Linked DNA regions of Mus musculus: region 2 is linked to region 1. A link is a loop called in an ENCODE intact Hi-C map of the cell type or tissue named here. Cell type or tissue: left cerebral cortex. All regions are shown on one strand.

Region 1 (4,000 bases):
CCCATTTTTCTGGGGGACCTTCTGGGCTCTGACCCCCCACCTCACAGCCCAGAAAAGGCAATTAACAGTAAACTGCGGCAAGCCTAGGTAAGAGAAAGGAGGCAAAGCCATGTCCAAGGCGGCACTTATCCAGCCTCTGTGATAATGGACTCTCCGGCAAGAGAAAAAAAAAGGAAGCTTGGGGCAACTGAGGGATGTTCTAAGCCACTCACCTCTCTCCACAGTCGCAACACCCATGGCCGCTTGAGGGAGGGTAGCCCGGCGCTCCCAGCGGCCTTCGTCAGCCAAGAAGGCCTCCACAGCAGCTACTGGGCTTTGGACTTCGTCCACGCCGCCTACCACTAGCACCTGCTTACCCAGAACCACAGCAGCGGCACCAGCCCGGGCAGTGGGCAGGGGTGCTAGTGCTAGCCATGTGTGTGAGCCCATGTCCAGAGTCTCAGCAGTATCCAGAGGTAACCCAGCCCGGCCACAGCCCCCCAACACCAGCAGGTGTCCGTCCTGGTGTGCCACTGTACCATATACCCGGCAAGTCGGCATTGGGGGGAACACCTGCCAAGCAAAGGCCCGACCACCTCCTGCAGCCATGGTACTCGCTCACTGCCCGTGGTAGGCCATAGTATCTGCTCAGGCTGTGGGCCTCACTGGGGGGACATGATAAGGCCTCATCTTGATTCTGTCAGGGCTGGATGGGTGTGTCTGCCCAGTCCAAGGGATCTTGCCTTGACCTGGAGGGGAGGCAGAAAACAAAGGGTCAGGGCCACTGTCAAGAAACAGATGAACAACATGTAGCTGAAGGCAGGCCAGGCCCAAAACCACTCGTGCAGAAAGACCCACACCTTTGACTAACACTCTACTGGTGAAGGTCCTTCTATAGTGGGAAGAATAGATTCCAGGTACCCAGAAGGCGTTCTCGGTTCTTGTGGGAACATGAGGGATTCTTCCCTCCCCAACCTTAAGAACTAGCAAATAGTAACTTGATCAATTTAGAGTGGAAGGGAAGATAGAGCCCAAATCTCCATCCTAGCGTGCTTCCTGTCCCAACAAGTCTTATCTCAGTGCTCCAAGAGAGTTCTGCATCCTCTACACACTGGCATCTAGTGTGCCTTCAACAACCTGGGTCCAGCCATCAGGGTCCCTCATCCTGTAGTCCTTACAAGAAGGATCTTCTACAAGGTATAACCATTTATATCAGCAAAAGGCCAGTCTCATATGCGAGACCCAAAGGGGCTAGACTCCAGGATTCCACACTCCCTTTGAAGTCCATCCTTTATGGGTGTGGCGATGCCAGCAGATTCCCTGCTGAGGAGGTTTTAAAAGGCTGGTGTAGAGAATCTCTTGAGCACAGGATTAGAAGGTCCCTGAGTCCAGGGCTTTTCCTGTAGGAATAAACGGCTGGATTCCTGACACCCCCCACCCAAGAGCACATTCCTTAGCCTCCCCTTTTGCTGTGTGTGTATCTCTCTGTGTCTATGTCTCTATGTGTATGCTGGGGGTCTCCACTCTCAGTCCCGGGATTTAACAGGGACGGCCTCCTGGCCCCAAACTTCCAACTCAAAGGAGAGTGGGGGGCGGGTCTGGCTAGTGGGTTTAATTAAGGTTCTATCCTTCATGCCCCAAACTTCCCCTGCGCGAGGTTCCCGCGGGACTCACCTGCTGGATCTCAAATGTCGCCAGGGCACGGGGTCCGCTGTTCCGCCTCCGCCTCCGCTGGCTCCGGCTAGGGCTGAAGCTGGGCTCTGGTGGGGCTCCCGCACCGCTCCGGCGTGGGGCGGGGCTGGACCGGGTCCGCCCCTCGCTCCCCCCTCCCCAGATTCGGGGAAACCTCCTCCCGCCTTAACTCTGCACATGCCACGGCAGGAGTAGGGCGCACCGACCCACGGTCACCCAAAATGAACAGACAGGCATATGGACATCCGGCCGGCCAGGATTTAGGGCTCTACCTGGGGCGATGATAGAAATGAGGCAGCGGCGAGCAACACAACACCGGTATGGTGGGATCGGAGGCGGGTGTCGTTGTGAGTCGGATCCACTCTGGGTACAATCAGCCAGGGGCTAGCCAGTGGAACCTGGGGCCTTTAGGGGTCGGAGTCCGCCCATCACAACTGAGCTTGGAGGTGCCAAACCACAAGCTTCCCAGCGGCGCCCCCTAGAGGCCACTAGGGCTGTAGCCTGGGCCTCTGGTTGGGGAGCCCAGCCGAGCTGTCCTAACCATGACACAAAGCAGGACACAGAAAAGATCCCTTAGTGTATATGGAGACTAGCAGCTTGTAGGGTGGAGGGGCAGACTGTACTAGCCTTGGGGCCTATCTAGACCTTCTTTATAGAAAAGTAGGTTATTTTTGCTTCGATCCGAGCAGTGGATGTGCACAATCAGCCAGATGCCAGGAGTCTCTCTGCCTAATGCTACTCTGGGGCTACTACTCAGAGGTTGGGTGACTGTTCATCTTCAGGGTACAGAGCTCATCTCTAGCCAACTCCGTGGTCATGTGATAGCAAACTGGTGTGACAAAGACTCCCCTGGAGTGAGAATTCTGAAATTTTGATTTCTTTTAACATCAGAGAAATCGTATAGGAATATGTTTTTGTTTTAATGCCAGGTGTGGAGATACGGGGCTGCTTCCCAGCAGCTGACTACGATTTGCCTGTGTTCTAGCAAAAGCAGGGTTTTGCCAGCTGCACATAGTTTCTGTGATTGTGTTATGTTTGGAATTCTGGGTACTTCTCAGAGGATATAAGTTTGAGAGCCCTGGGGGGTGGATGGGTGGTTGTTGGCCATCAGTGGGGAGGGGACTAGTTGCAGTTTGTTAGTTGTCAAAAGAAATTAGATTCAAGGACCTCTATTTATCTCTCCCCTCTATCCTTCTTTCTCTCCTATCTAGTGATAGGGGTTGAAACTGGGGGATGAAGGGTGGGAAAAAAACCCACAAAGTAGCAAAGACCAGCTGCATCCACCTACCTCTGATTCACACTTTGGCTCAGCCTATCTTGTGAGCATTCTGATCAGCCGAAGCTTCCAGTTGGAAAGCTTGTGTGAACAGCTCCTGCACTTGTCTGTGTCTGCTCATTGATTCCGACCCTTTTGTGTACAGTGTTTAGCTTAATTTTCCCAACGCAGATCTTGAGGCAGTGACACAAGTGTGTGTGGTTAGTGTAGGAGGTGAAGCCAGGAAGCACCCGCAGAGAAGTAGCAAGAAGACCAAGGAAAGCAGCCAATAAAGGAGGTACCATCAGTTACCACCGTGGGTAACTGCAACCTGGGGATTCTGGGAGGTGACTAGAAACATGGGTCTTATATTGTTACTGCTCCCAAGAACAAGGGGACCTAAGAAACCCACCTTCACATCCCCAGGGATCATACAGTACTAATGCCTTTGCATGCCCAAAATTCTGACTGTCCAAAATGTGGATGAACCCTTCTTTATGACTAAATAGAGCCTATAGCTCTCTCAGTGGTTGTCAGTTTGAAGTGAAGGGCATGTCTAGAAATGATGGCGCAAAGACTGGCCTCAAACTGCACAGACTCTAAAGGGCCCTTCTCTACCACTCAGTGCCAAGTCTCCCATCCTCAGGCTGCTCCTCACTTGGGGCTCTGGTATGTACCCCATGTTCTCGTGTCCTCATGTTCCCCACTGTCCCTGTTCTAAGCCCCCTCTGCTTGCTTTCCTACTGTTTACCACTTACAAGCATCTGCTTTTTAATGTCTCCCAGTCTAAGTCAAGGCTATCTCTTTCTGCTCCCTCTGAATTCTGAAGCCATCTGTCCCCAGATGCCACTGCCTTGTTATCTGCCACCTCGTCTCTTGCTACTTCTTCCTCCAAATTGTTTTTGAAGCAATTGCAATTCTTGTTTGTTTCTAGACAGGGTTCTCTGTGCAGCAGTCCTGACAGCCCTGGAACTCGCCTTGTAGACCAGACTAGCCTGTAACACAGAGCGATCTGTTATCTGCCTCTTCCTCAACCCCAGTGCTGGGATGAAAGGCCCCAGTGAACTTTTTTTT
Region 2 (4,000 bases), 110 kb before region 1:
TCAGGCATCTCACCTCTGTCCCAATCTCTAATGACTGCCTTCATTAAACTAGTGGTCCCACTTGCTTCCTCTCTAGCTGTAGACTCCTTAACCTTCCCAACAGTCAAAGCTCAGCTCTTTGGCCTAATCCCCACTCTGACAATGAATTGCATTCCTTCTGATTTATGCTTCTTCCTCCCAACTGTTTCTTCAGGACCATACTCAAACATTACTTAAATCAAAGTCTTCCATTTTTTTTTTTTTCCTTTTTAAGCTTTTCTTTTCTTTTTTTCTTTTTTGGTTTTTCGAGACAGGGTTTCTCTGTATAGCCCTAGCTGTCCCGTTACTCACTCTGTAGACCAGGCTGGCCTCCAACTCAGAAATCCACCTGCCAGCCCAGCATGGTGGCTCATGCCTTTAATCCCAGCACTCGGGAGGCAGAGGCAGGCAGATTTCTGAGTTGGAGGCCAGCCTGGTCTACAAAGTGAGTTCCAGGAGAGCCAGGGCTACACAGAGAAACTCTGTCTCGAAAAACCAAAAAAAAAAAAAAAAAAAAAAAAAAAAGAAATATACCTGCCTCTGCCTCCCAAGTGCTGGGATCAAAGGCCTGTGCCACCACTGCCCGGCAAAATTACACCTGTGAAGTAGCAACAAAATAATTTGGTAGGGGGGTCACTACAACATGAGGAACTGTATTAAAGACTCCCAGCATAAGGAAGGTTGAGAACCATTGCTCTCGGGGTTACAATGCTCTCTGGCCTGAGGGTGCCTGCATACAGGTGGTGCACATACATTTATGCAGGGCGCACACACATACACATAAAATAAAATGTATCTTTTTTTTTTAATCTACTGGGAAGGTGAGGGAATTGGGGGTTCGTTTGTTTTGTATTAGTTTTTTGAAGGACATGCTTTCCTATCCGCCAAGAAACTGTTTTACTTGCCTTACTGTTAAGAACAGGATTTGTGCCAGGTGTGGTGGTGCACACCTTTAACCACAGCAGGAGGCAGAGGCAGGCGGATTTCTGAGTTCAAGGTCAGTCTGGTCTACAGAGTGAGTTCCAGGACAGCCAGGGCTACACAGAGAAACCCTGTCTCGAAAAAAAAAAAACCGAAACAAAACAGGATTTGCCTGAAAAGCAAAAGCTCACCAGTTGCCCGGGCATCTCCACAGATGGCTTTCTACCATGCTTTTAAACCTGTTCCAGAGCAAGATTTTCAAGACTTGCAATCTTTTCTTTTTCTTCTTCTTCTTCTTCTTCTTCTTCTTCTTCTTCTTCTTCTTCTTCTTCTCCTTCTCCTTCTCCTTCTCCTTCTCCTTCTCCTTCTCCTTCTCCTCCTCCTCCTCCTCCTCCTCCTCCTCCTCCTCCTCCTCCTCCTCCTTCTCCTTTTCTCCTTCTCCTTCTCCTTTTCCTTCTTCTCCTCCTCCTCCTTCTTCTCCTCCTTCTCCTCCTCCTTCTCCTCCTTCTCCTTCTTCTTCTTCTTCTTCTTCTTCTCCTCAAGACAGGGTTTCTTGTAGCCTTGGTTGTCCTAAAATTCTCTCTGTAGACCAGGCTGGCTTCGAATTCAGAGATCTGCCTACCTCTGCCTCCTGAGTGCTGGGTTAAAAGCCTGTGCCATCACCGCCCGGAAGAAAACGGAATCATTGTTTCAGGAAAAAATTAAGATGCCTGGACCTCTGTCGGCTTCGGTGGTTGCTACTCTCTCCTTGACCTGGATGGCTGACAGGATACAAAGTTGTTTAAGACAACTTTGTTTTTTGCGTCTATTTATGACTTTATTTTTGTTTTTTGCAGGTGTGGTGATGTATGCTTTTAATCCCAGCACTCTGGAGAAAAGGGCAAATGGGCCTAAATTCGAGACTAGCCTAGATTACATAAACAGCTCCAGGACAGCAGCTAGAAGAAACCTGTCCCAAACAAACAACAAATTTCACTATTGTGTGCCTGTTTGGCGAACGCGTGCCACAGTGTCTGTGTCGAGAACAAAGGACAACTTTAAAGAGTCAGTTTTCTTTTTCCACTTTTACACGGGTTCTGGGGATCAAACCCAGTTGTCACCCACGTAGCCATCGCGCCGGCCCTTGTTTGAAACAACTATTAATGGCTGGACCACACCGGACAGTCCAGATCTCAATGCGTCCGTGTGCACTTGGCTACAGGGGCTGCCGAGGCAGTAAATTCAATCTCGCATTTAGGCAGTCTTGCTGAAAGCCGCATGGAACCGAGTGGAAACAAGAAAAGCAAGCGGCAGGCTCCTCCTGCACGGATTTAGCATCAGGCTAACCTCACAGGCCAGGATGGAGCGAGTGACTGATGGGTCGAGGGCGGGCCAGCAGTCAGATCGCAGGAGCCGCTCAGACACGGGTGGATGTGGCCGCCGCCTCTGGGCGTCCAGCCTGCTTCTGTCCGCTTCGGCTCCGGAGGGGGCGGGGGGGGGTTAACAGCGCGTGGGGGCGGGGAGAAGAGGCGAAAGTCGACGGCGGTGCCGGGCGCGCGCACGTGCGTGGTTACGTGCGTGCGTGGGCGCGGCCCATAGCACGCCGTGCGCTAGGCGGATGTCCGGGCCGGCTGGGCCGGGGCGGCGGACGAGATGGCGGAAGGCCGGGGCAGCCGTGAGCGACCGGATGTGGAGACCCAGAAGACGGAGCTCGGAGCCTTGATGGGGACCACGCTCCAACGTGGGGCGCAGTGGTGAGCGTCCGCCCTGCCCTCCTGCGGCGCAGAGCGTCTAGCCGGCTCGCTGGCCCTCAGGCCGGACCTCTGTCCTCAGTTTTAGGTGGAGGCGGGCCGGGGGCGGTGCCTGGAGTCTGAAAGAGTGGCTTGACAGCGGCCGCTGATGAAAGAAACCCCGGGATCAGCTGGGGGACAGCGCTGACAGGCGTGGGGTTTGTCCCGGTCCATTCGGATTCACAGTAGTCTTGGACCGGCGGGGACAGGGGGTGTAGAATATAGAAAAGGGGGCGCGCTGGGGTCGGCGGGAGCGGGAAGGTGGGGGAAAGCACTTAACCACCGAAGACTTGGGCGCTTGATGGTGACCTTGGTGGGGGAAGTTTCCACCCCTTACACACCTCCGATCCTTAACAATTAAAACCTCGGTAGCAATTTGTGGCTTAGGACGCTCCTGGCGTGGAGAGAGGATCCGAAGTGGATACTTTGTAACTTGTAAACTGTGATACTTTGTAACTTGTAAACCGTGGGACAGGATTCAAAGCCAAAAACTAGAAGCCAGTTGTCAGATGGTCCGGGACAATTGTAGCAGTAGTTAGATGTAAGAGTGGGAGGGGAGGGGAAGGGAGGGGAGCTTGACTCCTGGAGCAAAATAGAAGATCGAAAGTTACAAGACTTTGCCAGGCACGCTGGCATATGCTTTATTGGTTTGCAGGAGCAGAGGCTGTAGGATTGCTGTAGGTTCAGGGCTGGTCTCATACAGTGAGCAGCACCCCCCCCCCAAAAAAAAAGTTCCAGGTTTACTAGAGCAGATTCAAATATGAGGCCTCTTAAGAGATTGTTAACTAGAAGGGATTGTACTCCCCAGTCGGGGAGAAATGCCTGGGTGGTGCTGCTGTGTAGGAGTCAAATAATAGGGTAGGTTTCTCATTGATTATGACCAATATGAGGACTGAAAAAGAGAACAGAACTTATGTGTTTGGGGTGTGGTCTAGGTGTAGTTTATGGTGTTTAAATTGAGCCAGTGAAAGGCCAGACAAATAGAGAGAGGTACTTTAGAAATTCTGCAAAGGGATGACACAGAAAGAATATTCAGGTTGGTCTGGATGCTCATGCCTGTAGTCTTAGTCCTGGAGGAGTATTGCTGCCAAATTTCAGGGCCAACCTCAGTGACATAGTAAAAGCCTTGTCTCAAAAAAAAAAAAAAAATGGTGGTGGGTAATGTGATTAATAACTTAGTAACATAGTTTTACTTGTAGAAAGAGTCCATTTGAAATGATTGCTCATGGGCTGGTGAGACTGCTCAGCATCTGAGAACTTAGATTATTCTTGCAGTGCCTGAGTCTGAGGCC

Evidence for each region. A loop is a pair of places that touch in the nucleus more often than their neighbours do. Peaks named below come from ENCODE experiments on the same cell type or tissue, not always from the same donor. Only the 100,000 strongest peaks of a DNase experiment are listed, where the experiment ranks them.
Region 2: a loop joins it to region 1, with 1.9 times the contacts of the local background. A loop is called at or near these places in 1 of 42 quality-filtered maps.

What each region holds. Positions count from the first base shown.
Region 1 is chr9:108,450,664-108,454,663 of GRCm38, forward strand. It overlaps Klhdc8b (kelch domain containing 8B), which reads right to left and starts at 2,138. Exons shown (of 6, transcript NM_001359428.1): 1 at 1,654-2,138; 2 at 213-728. The coding sequence starts at 588. It also overlaps a transcript of Ccdc71 not described here. In left cerebral cortex, a CTCF peak has its summit at 2,155 (motif pointing left); DNase peaks (open chromatin) are centred at 337, 802, 1,059, 1,287 and 4 more places; H3K4me3 peaks cover 2,640 bases; H3K27ac peaks cover 3,283 bases.
Region 2 is chr9:108,345,347-108,349,346 of GRCm38, forward strand. Usp4 (ubiquitin specific peptidase 4 (proto-oncogene)) reads left to right here and starts at 2,485. Exons shown (of 22, transcript NM_011678.2): 1 at 2,485-2,672. The coding sequence starts at 2,572. In left cerebral cortex, no CTCF peak of the experiment used is centred here; a DNase peak (open chromatin) is centred at 2,456; H3K4me3 peaks cover 2,000 bases; H3K27ac peaks cover 2,207 bases.